2 separate regions of the Mus musculus genome follow, and region 1 is linked to region 2. Evidence: chromatin contacts called from ENCODE Hi-C or POLR2A ChIA-PET data. All regions are on one chromosome and are shown on one strand. Each heading gives the region's core, a stretch centred on a gene start or an enhancer-like site at or near the end of the contact. The rest is flanking DNA. Distances are from core to core; before and after follow the strand shown.

Region 1 (6,658 bases), core at 2,625-5,124, 47 kb before region 2:
AGAGCACTGGCTACTCTTCCAAGACTTGGGTTAAATTCCCAGCACCCACAAGCTCACACCTTGTAAGCCCAGTTCCACAGGGCTCCTGACACCCTGGCACAGACATACTTGCAGGCAAACAACAATAACATACAATGAAACCACACATAAACATATTTATATGCGTAACACATATATAAACATATATAAAAACAAAATTAAAAGCATGTATTTTAAAAACCCAACCTGATGTGATTTAGCTGTCACTGTAAGCGGTCCTTTCCATCTGACCTTGGACTAACAAGTCCAATGCCTACTTCAAATCACTGAGGCAGAAAAAAAGCAACTGTGGAAAAGGTCCTACCGAGACCGGTTTGGACTCTGAGCAGGAGCCGCACTATCCTGACCTACACCCGGGAGGAGACACCTGGGCTGCCGGGGAAAGACTCAAAGCTACGGGGGGAGCTTGAAGCTCATCACTTTCTGTTTAAGCCTCTGTGTGCTAGGCTGATGAATGCCAGTAGAATCCCAACCTTGCTAACCTTCAGAAATCAGTATTAGAAAGCTTCTAAGACAGCCCACCTTTGGGGTGTCAGCTGAAGATAAACAATATCACACAAAACAATATTCAAAACATTGTTTCTCCTTCTGCTGCTCAAGCTGCCACATGGACTGTCCCAAGCTTGGAGGCCACATGGACTGTCTGTCCCATGCTTGGAGGGAGGGGGGACTGAACGTCTTTTCTTTTCTTAATGCATATGGTTGAATGCATGTGTGTCTGTGCACCCTAGGCATGCAGTACCCATGGAAGCCAGAAGATGGGTGTTGGATAACTGGGACTGGAGTTACAGACAGTAGTGAGCTGCCATGTGGGTTCTGGTTCTGGGAAGACCTGGAAGGACAGCCAGTGTTGGTAACCCCTGAGCCATCTCTCTGGCTCAGAAGGGGATTTCTTTTTTTCTTTTTTTTTTTTTTTTTTTTAGATTTTTTGAGACAGGATTTCTCTGTGTAGCCCTGGCTGTCCTGGAACTCACTCTGTAGACCAGGCTGGCCTCAAACTCAGAAATTTGCCTGCCTCTGTCTCCCAAGTGCTGGGATTAAAGGCGTGCACCACCACGCCCGGCCCAGAAGGGGATTTCTTAATATCTCTGGGCAGTAAATTTATTTATTTATTTTTTAATGTGTATCCATTTTTCCTCATATGAACCTCATATGTGCCCAGTGCCTTCAGAGGCCAGAAAAGGAGTTGGACTCCTGGGAGTTTGTAAGCCACCTTGTGAGTGGTGGCTCATAACCACTGAGCCACAGATCTGAGATATAGTAACAAAACTTACCCTATGCACCTGAATAGATGTAATCACAAAAGCAAACCCTGGTTCTCTATTCCCAGAGCAAAAAAAATGTCTATTTAAAGGCAACAAGGACTGTCATCTTCCCTACTTGAGTGTAACTTTGGCATTATTTAAATGAGCAGAAATGGTACAAAGATATCCCTGTTATAGCCTCAGGGAAGCCTAGGTATGCAAAATGACTTGCATTACGTCACACCATTAGTGTCAGGTAGGGACATTTTGATAAGTCTGTTTGGGTTTTGGTTTTGTTTTGTTTTGTTTTAAGACATGGTCTTTGTGTAGCCCTGTCTGTCCTATAACTTGCTCTGTAGACTAGCATGGTCTCTGAATCACAGAAATCCATCTGCCTGCCTCTGCCTCCTGGCTGTTGGGATTAACAGCTCGTGGGACACTATCTCCGACTTGTTCATTTGGTTTTTGTTTTGTTTTGTTTTTTGTTTTTTGTTTTTTTTTTTTTTTTTGGTTTTTCGAGACAGGGTTTCTCTGTGTAGCCCTGGCTGTCCTGGAACTCACTCTGTAGACCAGGCTGGCCTTGAACCCAGAAATCCACCTGCCTCTGCCTCTCGAGTGCTGGGATTAAAGGCATGCGCCACCACCGTCTGGCTGTTCGTTTTTGAGACAGCTGTAGTCAAACTCAAAACTGGCCTCAAACTCAAAAAGATCTGCCTGCCTCTGCCTTGAATTAAATGCCTACCACGCCAAGCAATTCTTAAGCCTTTGGATTCTGGTCTTAACCAGAGACTTCTTAGAGCTCAGCAAGAGTTTTGTAGACCTAGTGTCAGAATCCCAGCTCTTCAACTTTACTCCTATTTGCTAATTTGGATTCTAGAACAATACAACCCAGCTTACATTTTCCCAAGGAGAAAGTAAATAAATGGGAGTGCCTTATAAACTATCTATATAAACTTAACTGTTACCACACCACACCAAAGGAAAGAGACTGCAAAAAGGCATGTCAAGCAATCCTCCAAATTGAAGGTGAAAGGATGGGGCGGAGGGGACGACCCATTTTTGCTCCACAAGACTTCTGAGAAACTGCTTGTTTTGATTTGCTTTGCCTTGTTTGACAGAGTCCCACTTGCAACCAGCGTCCTACCTCGGCCTCCCTCCCAAGGGCTGGGAATTTCTTGATATGAGAAGTACAGATTTACAGATATACAGAATTACAGATATCACTCACCACGTCCTGCTGACAGCTTTCAACTTTTGAGTTTTTCTAGAATCTTCTAAGAAGCTCTAGAAAACTTCCATTGCTCCCAGAGATAACCCTCACAGCAACAATGTTTCCACCACCTCTCTCTCGCCTCCAGTCACCAAAACCCGCAAAGGAACCACGAAAATCAGCAGGGCTCAGGGACCGTTGGCTCTGCATGATAACTGTGGAGGCCCGGCAGATGCCCGCCTTTGAGCGGGCGTCAAGGGACCACGGCGGCGCGGACCCCTTGTCCCTCGATTTCACGCCGCGGCCGCGAATCAGCGAGCCTGGTCCCCGCCCGCCGCGGCCAATCTCCAGACCCGCGGACCTGGCGTAAACCGCTAGGGAATCCGACGGCGGGGAGTCGGGGCGACGCCTCCCGGGCCCCCTTCAAGACTCGGGACTCTTCCCTACGACCGCACTGAGCGCAGCGAGGCTCGCACAAGCCTCCAGCTTGCGTAAAAGTCCGCGCGCCACGCGGATCGCGGCCCGCGCCGTCGGGTCCCGGGATTCCGCTGCGGCCCCGGCCGCGGCGCGTGCTGCCCGCGAGCGGGCACGGTCGGAGGGAGCGTGGGGCACAGATCGGCGCGAGTCCCACACCCGGGGCCGCGGCCGGCCGAGTGGCGGCGCCGCGGGAAAGTTACACCAACTTCGCAGGTGGCGAGGACCCGGGGGTCGCGCCCACGCCGCCCGCGCCCGCGATGCCGGGCCACCAGTCTGCGAGGACGCCATGGGGCTGAGCCCCCGCGCGCTCACGAAAATGCCCCTAGAAACTTAAGCCCTTCGCCATTTTAAGCACAAGAGCCTGGTGATTTAAAACTTAAAATAAACACCCCGCCTCCACCCCAAGTGGGGGCGCGCTTCCCAGCCCGCCCTGCGCACCCACCCGGACCCCCGAAGCCCACCCCTCACGATCCAGGGCGGGAGGGGACTATGGGGGCTGAGTCATCTCACCTCCTCCGGGGCTCTGTTCTTCAACTCCATGTTAATCTTCTTCTTCATCTCCATGTCCTCCTCCTTTCCCCTCGCCTGCCCTCCCCACTATCCCCAACCCTAAAAAAACCTCTAAAGGTCTGGAGATGAATGAAAAGAGACGCAAAGACGAACGCCCACTACCACACGGGTGTGGGAGAGAAAGAAAAGAATAGCAAATGGAGTCCGACGACTTGGGACTAACTCGGCTGCCCCCACCTCCGAGTCCACACACCCGCGCGCGCACACTCGGGCACGCACACACTTTCACACAGAGAGAGTGAGGGAGAGAGACACGCGCGCGCCCGCAGTTCCTTCCCCTTCAATGGCTGCTGCGAGACTGAGCCTCCATGACACGGCACCGCCAACCCCCCCTAGCCTACACTCCACCCACCTCCCAACGGGATTGGTCGAGTCCTTAGCGTCACACGACTCCATTGGGCTAGAGGGTTGTCCATTTGTCTTTAGGGGGGACCTGGACCAGAAACTCAGTGTCTATTGGCTCTGACTAGGCGCGCAGTTAATTCCGATAGGTTCGGGAGGATGTACGTCCCGGAGAAATGATTTTGAATCCCAGTCGCCCCCCTCCTTTTCTTTGTGTGATTGGCGCGCTTTCCCCTTGGTAGTAGGACGGTTTGGGTGTCTGTTGGGTTTGTTTTTGTTTGTTTGGGGTTTTTCTGGCTTCAGGGTTAAAAGGAAGGGAAAAGGCGTCGTTGGCATCCCCAAGTTGTAAGTGGGTCATGCAACACACTGCACCCAGAGCTTTCGGTGGTCTTAAAGCACAAGCCTTCTGCTCTGCGGCTAAAGTGTAAGCAGGGGCGCGAGCGCGAACAGCGTGTTGGTGACACCTCCCCGTCCCGAACTGCTTGTAGAACCAGAGCGTGATAAAGAAGGTATTTTAACTTCCAACATAAAGGGGGGAACGGCTCTGAAAGCAGAGTTGAGTTTAGCACGTTGAGTCAGAAGCCTTTAAATAAAACTGTCCAGGAGGAGTTGATACTGAGGTCATTTGTCACTGCTAAAAAGTTGGAATATTAGAGCCAGCCGCGGTGGCACACGCCTTTAATCCCAGCACTGGAAGGCAGAGTCAGGCAGATCTCTGAATTCGAGGCCAACCTGGTCTACAGAGCGAGTTCCAGGATTACACAGAAAGGGGGGTGGGGTGGGGAGAGACTGTTTCCAAAAGACAGAAAAACAAACAAACAAAATTGACACCTTAGAGGAAAAATAACACAGGCCTAAAGAAACACAATTATCAGAAACTGTCCAGCAAGGCCTCTCCTTTCCTACAGGAATCTACTTAAAATGTTCTTTTAAGTGTGAGGGGATGGAGAGGCAATGACCTCTAGCAGAGGTTCCACCCTGGTTCGATTTCTAGCACCCATATAGTGGCTCATAATCACCCATAACTACAATGCCAGGAAATTCAGAGGCATCCTCCGGACTCCACAGGCCACAGGCACAGATGCATTGTGTGTGCGTACGTGCAGGCAAAACACACGGATATGCAAAAACAAAATAAGTAAATTAAAAACAAAACCAAAACTTTTTTTTTCTGTTTAATGTTCCTGAAAGATCCAACATTCCTTTAATCATAGCCCTCAGAAGGGAGAGAGGGGCAGATCCACAGTCATCTACTAAGTAAATCCAAGGCCAGCCTCTGTCACAAAATAACAATAACAACAGAAACTATGTAATTATTTCTTTTAGATTCCTTTTTCTCTGCTTCTTAGTTGCCATGTGTTGCAATTCCTTCTGTGATAAACTATACCAAGATCTGTGAACTAAAACAAATCCTTTCTCCCTTCAAAATATTATTTTTATCTTTTTTTTGGTGGGAGATGAAAAGTACAAAACAGGGTATCTTCATGTAGCCCTGGCTGTCCTAGAACTCAGTCTGTAGACCAGGCTGGCCTCGAACTCAGATCCCTTTGCCTCCTGAGTGCTGAGATCAAAGGCTTGTGCCACAGGGCTAGAGAGGTGGTATAGTGGTTGAGTTATGCTGCGCGTACTTGTTCATTCAGAAGACGCCAGCGGTGCTTCACAACCATCCTTAACTTCAGTTCCAGGGGGTTCAGCATCTCCGAACCTCCAGGACGAAGCATGCATGTGGGCCACAGCCACACATGCGCAGAAAACACTCAAAATAATATTAAAAGGAGGGAAGGGATACACCACTACCACCGAGTTTGGTTTTGGGGCTTGTTTGTTTTGTTTTGTTTTGTTTGAAGTGGTTGGGTAATTTGAGACTGAGTTTCTTCTGTGTAGCTCTGAGTGTCCTGGAACTCATTCATGTAGACTAGGGTGGCCTTGAACTCACAAAAATCCAATAGCCTCTGCCTCTAGGATTAAAGATGCATACCACCTCCTCCCGGCTATTTTTTATCTTAAAGCACTTTTTTTTTTGGGGGGGGGGGTTCGAGACAGGGTTTCTCTGTATATCCCTGGCTGTCCTGGAACTCACTTTGTAGACCAGGCTGGCCTCGAACTCAGAAATCCTCCTGCCTCTGCCTCCGAGTGTCGGGACTAAAGGCGTGAGCTGCCACCACCACTCGGCTTAAAGCTCTTTTCTTAGTTCTGGTTATATTCTGCCACATTCGTTTATATCATTACTAGGATAATTATCCAAAGGCATTCCACATGATTTGCAGAAGTGAAAGAATTAGCACACATCTTCCCTTTATCAGTGTCTCAGGCTAGAGACCTTTGCGTTTCCAACAGACTCTCCACTCCACCAACCCTTACCCCACCCAGGCACAGGAACAAATAGGCTTATATTCCATAACAAATAGCATAAGTAATAAAATGGCGCCTCTCTTGGGCACCCAAAGAGTTAGCTTGATTTTGTTGCTTTAATGCTACGAATGCTAAAGGAAGCCAGGACATGAAAACAACCAAAATAGGGGGATGGGGGGAGACAACGTGAGCACGCCTTTAATTCCAGCACCTGGGAGGCAGAGGCAGGTGGATTTCTGGGTTCGAGGCCAGCCTGGTCTACAGTGTGAGTTCCAGGACAGCCAGAGCTACACAGAGAAACCCTGTCTCGGAGGGGAAAAAAAGGTGAGAAACAAAATAATAAATGTAAAAAAAAAAAAAAAAGAAAAAGAAAAAGAACATGTCTTTAACATTCAAAACCTAAGCTCATCTTTAGCCACTGACT
Region 2 (6,446 bases), core at 3,888-6,387:
CCAAAGGAAAAACCTCAGAACAAATAGCTATTTTTGGTGTCTTGGGTATGACAGGAGAGTCTACAGAGGGAGACAGTATAAAGCAGGAAAAAAAATGTGCAAGGGCCTGCATAGGTAATTGGAGAATTATGTTTTCACCATGTGGAGTTAGGGGACAGGAAGCTTCCTTGCAGGACAGGAGGAGGAGGAGAAAAAAATCCGAATAGGCCGCCTGTGGGGATGTTGGATGGAAGCAGGACCAACCAGAAAGACCTATTTAAAAACAAAACAAAACAAAAAAATTGGCTGGTCATAGTGGGAAATGCTTTTAATCCCAACACTCTAGAGGCAGAGGCAGGTAAATGTTTATGAGTTCAAGGCCAGGTTGGTCTGCACAGCAAATTCTAGGACAGCCAGGCTACACGGTCCTCATAGGAGAAACCTTTTTTGAGCAGTAAGATGGCTCTTCAAGTAAAGGCTGCCAAGTCTGAGGAGCTGGCCCATGTTTGATGCCTGAGACCGACGTGATAGGATAGAAGAGATTCCAAGAGTTGTCCTTTGACCTCCACACTTGTAACATCCTATACTCTTCCACCTAAATAAGTAAATGTAAAAAAAAAAAAAATTACACAAGGTCTTTCATATTTGCATAGTAATATCATGCACATCAACTTAGGGATAAATCTGCAGATAGTCTGAAATGTCAGGCTGGACTTTGGGCTTATAAGCAATAAGGAGCCTCGAACTCAGAGATCCGCCTGTCTCTGCCTCCCAGGTGCTGGGATCAAAGGGGTGCGCCACCACCGCCCGGCTTTTTTGGATTTTCAGGACAGGGTTTCTCTGTGTAGCTCTGGCTCTCCTGGAACTCACTTTGTAGACCAGGCTGACCTCAAACTCAGAAATCTGCCTGCCTCTGCCTCCTAAGTGCTGGGATTAAAGGCATGCGCCGCCACCACCACCTGGCTAGAAAACTCTTCATCTCACTATATGGAAAGCACAGAATGGAACGGTTTATACTGTCTCAGGAACACCTGCTAAAGGACTGGACTAGGGGGTGCTGGTGCAAACTGAGAGGAGAAAAATAACGTTAGAACAACATGCCTTGTCTATAAGGGAGAACTAAAATAACCTACAGACTCTGATCATGTTTGGGGAAAACCAGTGTGATGGCTCAGATGGCAAGGATGTCTGCCAGCAAGACAATTGGGTTTCAATCCCTAGGACCCATGTGATGGGAAGAATGAACCCATTCCCCCAAGTTATCCTCTGACCTCTACACATGTACTCACTCATGAGCGTTTGGAAAATGTCGGAAGCCAGGGTGGTTTAGGAGGACAGTGATAAATTGGACAGCCCTGTGTATGTGTTCTGAAGGCAGCTGAACTACATCAGGAGTGGAGACCTAAAGGCAAAGTTACATTGTGAAAGTGGAAAGGCCAATGCCTAAGTCAGCGGAGGCAGATAAGTCAACCAAGGAAATGGAAGAGGCAGGCAGACAGCCAAGTTTGAGTTATAGGGACTAGAAGAGCGAAAGCTTGATATGATCAATCAAAAGCTACTGAGAGCCCGAAGAGGAAGAGGCATGGATGCCCCCAAGAATGTAGTTTGAGTTGTTAAAAGAAAGTTAGATTTGTGGAATAAATGAGTACGGAGTGTAAGCTGGGTGAGGTGTCTACGACTGCAAGACAGAGACAGTTGACCTCTGATTAGAGGCCAGCCTGGACTGTAAGGGAAAAAAAACATCTCAAGAGTAAGGAAGGCCCATGAAGTGGTGCACATGGCTTTGAGGCAGCAGCAGGGGGATCTCTGAGTTCGAGGCCAGCCTGGTCTACAGAGTGAGTTCCAGGACAGCTAGGGCTACGGCTACACAGAGAAACCCTGTCTCGAAAAACAAACAAAAAAAAAGGGCAAAAGAACCAAAGAGCAGCACACATGCAATTGAACACAAGTGGGAGGATCCAGTAAGATTGGCAAGCAGTAAATACCCCACACACATTGGGAAATGTGTGGTAGGTTCTCTATAGATGGCAAGCCCCACTTAAGCCCAGGAACTAAGTCTCATTTATTCTGTCCCTGAAAAACATCTAATACAAAGTCATGCCTACAAAGGGTAAAAAAATGCAATGTTATTGAGAGTTGTGGCCTCCCAAGTAGGAAGAATTCTTATTGTGATAGGGAGGCGGGCAGACTCTCCTTTGAGACCACAGGTAAAGAAAAAAGGGGTTAGTGTAAAGAGATTGTCTTCCTGGAGAGGGGATGGGACTGCTGGAAAGGTGACAATGACCTATGTGTGTGTATGTGGGGGGTGTTTTAGCAGAGTCCAAATCAGAATGATGCCATGTCCACGCTGCAGAGTCCTGTGTCCTGCTTTCTGTTATGGACCCTCCTTCAAGGAGGGGTACATTTTATGTAGAAGGTAAGAGGGCAGCCACTGGCCTTGGTGGGGTGCTATAAAGTAATTCTTACCAGTTACCTTTTGCTTGTATTTCCAACCTGGACATCAATTCTCATACGAAAAGAAGGAAGCAGGATCACCTTTAGAAATATCTAATTAGCTGATCTTGAAAATTTTGAAAGATGTTGAAGCAAAGACTTTTGTGATGTCATTCTTTTATTCGGATCTGGCAAGACTTTTAAGACCTCCTCCTAGGAGAGAAGCAGGCTAAATGGAGAAGCCTTTTCCAAACTCCCAACAAGCCTGGAAAATCAGAGCTGGTTCTATTCTGCCCAGGTTTGAAGTTATAGCAGGTGCCAGAGGTCAAAATGGGTGTGTCCTACAACCCTGTAGAGCCAAGAGGCAAAGTTCAGCAGGAGGCGGAAGGAGGCATGAAGAATGGAGAATCCACCTTAGAACCTGAAATCAGTGGCGTTTGCATAGAGACGGGAGCAAAGAGACTTCCTTGCTTTCCTGCTCTTGGTTTTTTGATTTACTGTTTTTAATTATGTGTGTGTGCAGGGAGGGGTGTGTGCACATGAGTATGGGCGCTCAGGCTACAAGCACCAGAGTTTCTGGGGGGAGAGTTTACAGGGGTTTGTGAGCCAGCTGACATGAGTGCTGGGACTGGAACTTAGGTCCTCTGCGAAAGTGTGTTCTCTTAAACACTGGGCCAGCCCCCCTGACCCTGTTTCTATCCACCCCCTTTCCCAGGTGAGAGAAGGCCGCTATCACTCTTCAGACTAGAATTCTTTGGCAAGAATTTGGATGAAAAATTTTAAAAAAAAATTGGGACTGGAGAGATGGTTCAGCGGTTAAGAGCACTGACTGCTCTTCAAGAGGTCCTGAGTTCAATTCCCAGCAACCACATGGTGGCTCACAACCATCTGTAATGGGATCTCATGCCCTCTTCTGGAGTGTCTGAAGACAGCTACAGTGTACACATATATATATATATACAATAAATAATTCTTTTAAGAAAAAAATTAAAAAATTAATTTTGCCTACTTCTTAATGAGAGTCTGTTCTAAAGTCAACACTGACACGTACACCAAGATTTAGCGGCATGAAGGGCAGATTAGAAAGAGAATTACAAGGCAGGGAACCAGAAGCAGGCAGATCTTTGAGTTTGAGGGCAAGCCTGGTCTACAAAGTGAATTCCAGGGCAGCCAGAGCTACACGGAGAAACCCTGTCTTGGGGGGTGGGGTGGGGAAGGAATTAGATATCAACTAATTAGAAGGAATTATACCCTATACATAGTTTAGAGTAGAACAGAGACTATCACAGATAACAGGTTCATTCTGAGACTGTAATTCTAACTCTATTTTTGTTTCTTTTCTTTTCCTGAGGGTCCCATGTGGCTCGGGTTGGTCTTGAACTGATCTCCTTGCATCCATCCCTCAGGATTACAGAAGGCATGAGCCACCACATCTAGATTACTTATATTTTATTTGATATTGTCTTGAAATTGTGTTTGGGGAAACAGTGCTGAGGTTTAATTTAGAAATCCTTTTCCTTTTTCTAAAATAACCACATTGCTAAATATAAGTAAAAAAGCATTAGAACATATTTAAAATAACCACACGTTCTCCAAACCATGACTTAGATCCCTGTCCAACTTTTCTTTTAGTAAGACTGGGGGGGTGGGGGGGTGGTAGTGTCTGTTCTCTCGACCCTAATCAGAACTAGAGTGCCCCCTTGCGACTCCTCTGCTTCAGTCGACAGGGTCCTCCTCGCCATCGTTTCCTTTTACAGTGACTTGGTGCAAGGGATGCTAAGGTCTGTTGGTGACTCTCTAAACTCTTGACTCGCTTTTTTCCTTCCTCAACGTTTCCCCAGTTTTCTCCCAGGAACAAATAAACTGAAGCCAGATAAAGCCATAAGCTTGAGGAGCAAAGATCTACTCTGCTCTGTTCCCAGTACTGAGAATCAGAGAATTCTGAGTGAAGGGTCCGAAGGGCCCGGGGCAGAAAAGTCAGGGACAAGTTCGGCTATGACCTCTAGAATCTTGGCGGGCTGGCATCCGAGCTGGGAACGTGCGTGGCAAGTTATGTAAGAACCGGCTGGAGAAGCTGCGCGGCGGGAGCCCCGGAGAGGACGCGGTGTTCCAGCCGCAGTCCCCACCCTCCTCGCCCAGCAGGGCAGGAGGCACCCAACTTGGTGGCGAGGAGGGGAGGATGAAAGAGTGGGGAGTCACGAGGGCGAGCCGCCGACAAGGGAACGGATGCCCGGCGTCACACGTCCGTTGTCACACACGTTGCGGACACGAGTTGCTGAGGGCTCCCACGTGCTGCGCCCGTGCGCGGAGGCGCTCAGAGGGGCCCACGTCCCGAGGCGCCACCTCCGTGGCTCGGCCCCGCTCTGTACACTCCAGCCGTGCGTCTCCCGCGCAGTGCTGTCCTATTTAAGGCTATGAGCTCCACCCTTTTCCGCCCCTTCCTTAATTTTCACTTTTTTCCATCCTCCTTTTTTATCACCCGAGGAGCCGCATGTACGGGCGGAGCATGGACTGCTTCCCTTCCAGCCAATCACCACTTGGCTGCCTCTCTATTGGCCGAGCCCCCGCGTGCCGTAGCAAATGGGCTGTGAGCGTCTGCATCTAGAGTCACGTGTTGCCGGTAAGCTATCCAATGAGAGCACAAGGTCTGTGTACGCAGGGGGAGGCACGTGCAGAACCGCACGTGTCTGGGAGGGGGAAGGGGCGGGACCCACAGAGTGAGGCGGAGGTGGGTCGGCTAGACCAGCACAGACAGTGAAGAAGCTGCATACCGACCGGGGCTGAACCGACAGACCCAGGTAAGCGGACGAGAGCCAAGCGCTCTCCGGAAGACGACCCGGATGGGGTGGGCATGGAAGACCGCAGATCGGGGTGTTGGGAGGTATTGCATCACCTGGCAGGCGCGACCGTAGACTGACCAGCGCAGTGCACCTGATGGTGAAGGATGCGAAAGCGGTGGAGCCGGGTGTCTATGGGGCCGGAACTCTAGGGACCTGAGGTGGGTTCTGGTGCGCAGAGCAGCCTCTAGCGGGTGTCGTTTTTAGGTCGATAGGCTCCCTATGAGGTCTGGCCGGGAACAGCCCAGAACTGCAGGCTGAGGGGAAGGTGTAAAGTCGGTTATTCACCCAAGGGAAGAAAGGCTGTGTAGGGTCAAGAGCTCTGTGTGGGCTGGCGGTCTAGATTTTGAATGCGGCTGGAAGAGCAAGTTTTTTTTTTTTTTCCTTTCTTTCTTGTTTCTATTGAGAACGGAAAAACAATAAAACAAAGCGAAAACCATGTTACTCTGTTTAGAATGCCCCAGTCTCCCAGTCCCTTTCCTAATTCTTTGACTCTGATTTCAGACTCCCTCGCTTTGCTTTTCAGTTGCAGGTTCTGATCTTTGGTACTACGGGAGCTGCTCTTCAGCCCCTCTCCTGCTCCTGGACCTATGGATTCTCCATCTAGTGTTTCTTCTTATTCCTCCTCCTCCCTCTCCCCATCATTTTCCACGTCCTCTGTGAACAGTGACTTTAGCTTCCCTTCTGATAACGAGAGGGAGGGCAAGGGCACCCATGAGCTCAGGCCAGACACTGTGGGTCAGAGAGGAGGTTCCAGGCCCAGTCCAGGCCCTATCCGCTGCAGACATCGACCCAGGGTTTCTAGTAACCAACATACAGCACCTCATCTGGAACAGCAAGGATCTGAAGTCAAGAGATCAAGAGACGGTGAACAGGAGACGAGTCTGAACACCCAAGGATGTACTACAGAGGGAGATCTGCTCTTTGCTCAAAAGGTAACAGAAAGCAGAAAAGATAGTGCAGTGGCAAACACCTAATTGGTTGACAAGGACCTGCCAGTTACATCACAGCAGAAAAACCACTGCTGGTCTCAAAGTCTTGTGCTGTTTTTCTACAGTGTAAAGAACTCCAAGGGTTCATACGGCCCCTCACAGACCTACTGAACGGACTCAAGATGGGTCGCTTTGACAGAGGTAATAATCTGATTAATTAATTATATTTCTGGGGGTAGCCCCCCTTCTCTGAGTGAAATCTTAC

What was found. Hi-C counts contacts between places; a loop is a spot of excess contacts on that map. ChIA-PET counts read pairs that join two places held with the same protein, here RNA polymerase II (POLR2A).
Region 1: a map of left cerebral cortex shows a loop between it and region 2 (7-fold over the local background). The contact joins the promoter of Anp32e here to the promoter of Ciart in region 2. A Hi-C loop is called at or near these places in 3 of 37 maps with a recorded cell type or tissue (all left cerebral cortex). POLR2A ChIA-PET finds 5 or more read pairs at or near these places in 3 of 5 experiments (Patski and embryonic stem cell).

Annotation. Positions count from the first base shown.
Region 1 is chr3:95,926,473-95,933,130 of GRCm38, reverse strand. It overlaps Anp32e (acidic (leucine-rich) nuclear phosphoprotein 32 family, member E), which reads right to left and starts at 3,874. Exons shown (of 7, transcript NM_023210.4): 1 at 3,481-3,874. The coding sequence starts at 3,534. Gm46815 (a long non-coding RNA gene) reads left to right here and starts at 4,106. Exons shown (of 3, transcript XR_001783926.1): 1 at 4,106-4,391.
Region 2 is chr3:95,880,919-95,887,364 of GRCm38, reverse strand. Ciart (circadian associated repressor of transcription) reads left to right here and starts at 5,137. Exons shown (of 6, transcript NM_001033302.2): 1 at 5,137-5,210; 2 at 5,776-6,184; 3 at 6,307-6,382. The coding sequence starts at 5,840. It overlaps C920021L13Rik (RIKEN cDNA C920021L13 gene), which reads right to left. Exons shown (of 4, transcript NR_040446.1): 2 at 422-574; 3 at 1-252. BC028528 (cDNA sequence BC028528) reads left to right here. Exons shown (of 6, transcript NM_153513.4): 5 at 2,294-2,395; 6 at 3,128-3,420. The coding sequence ends at 2,392.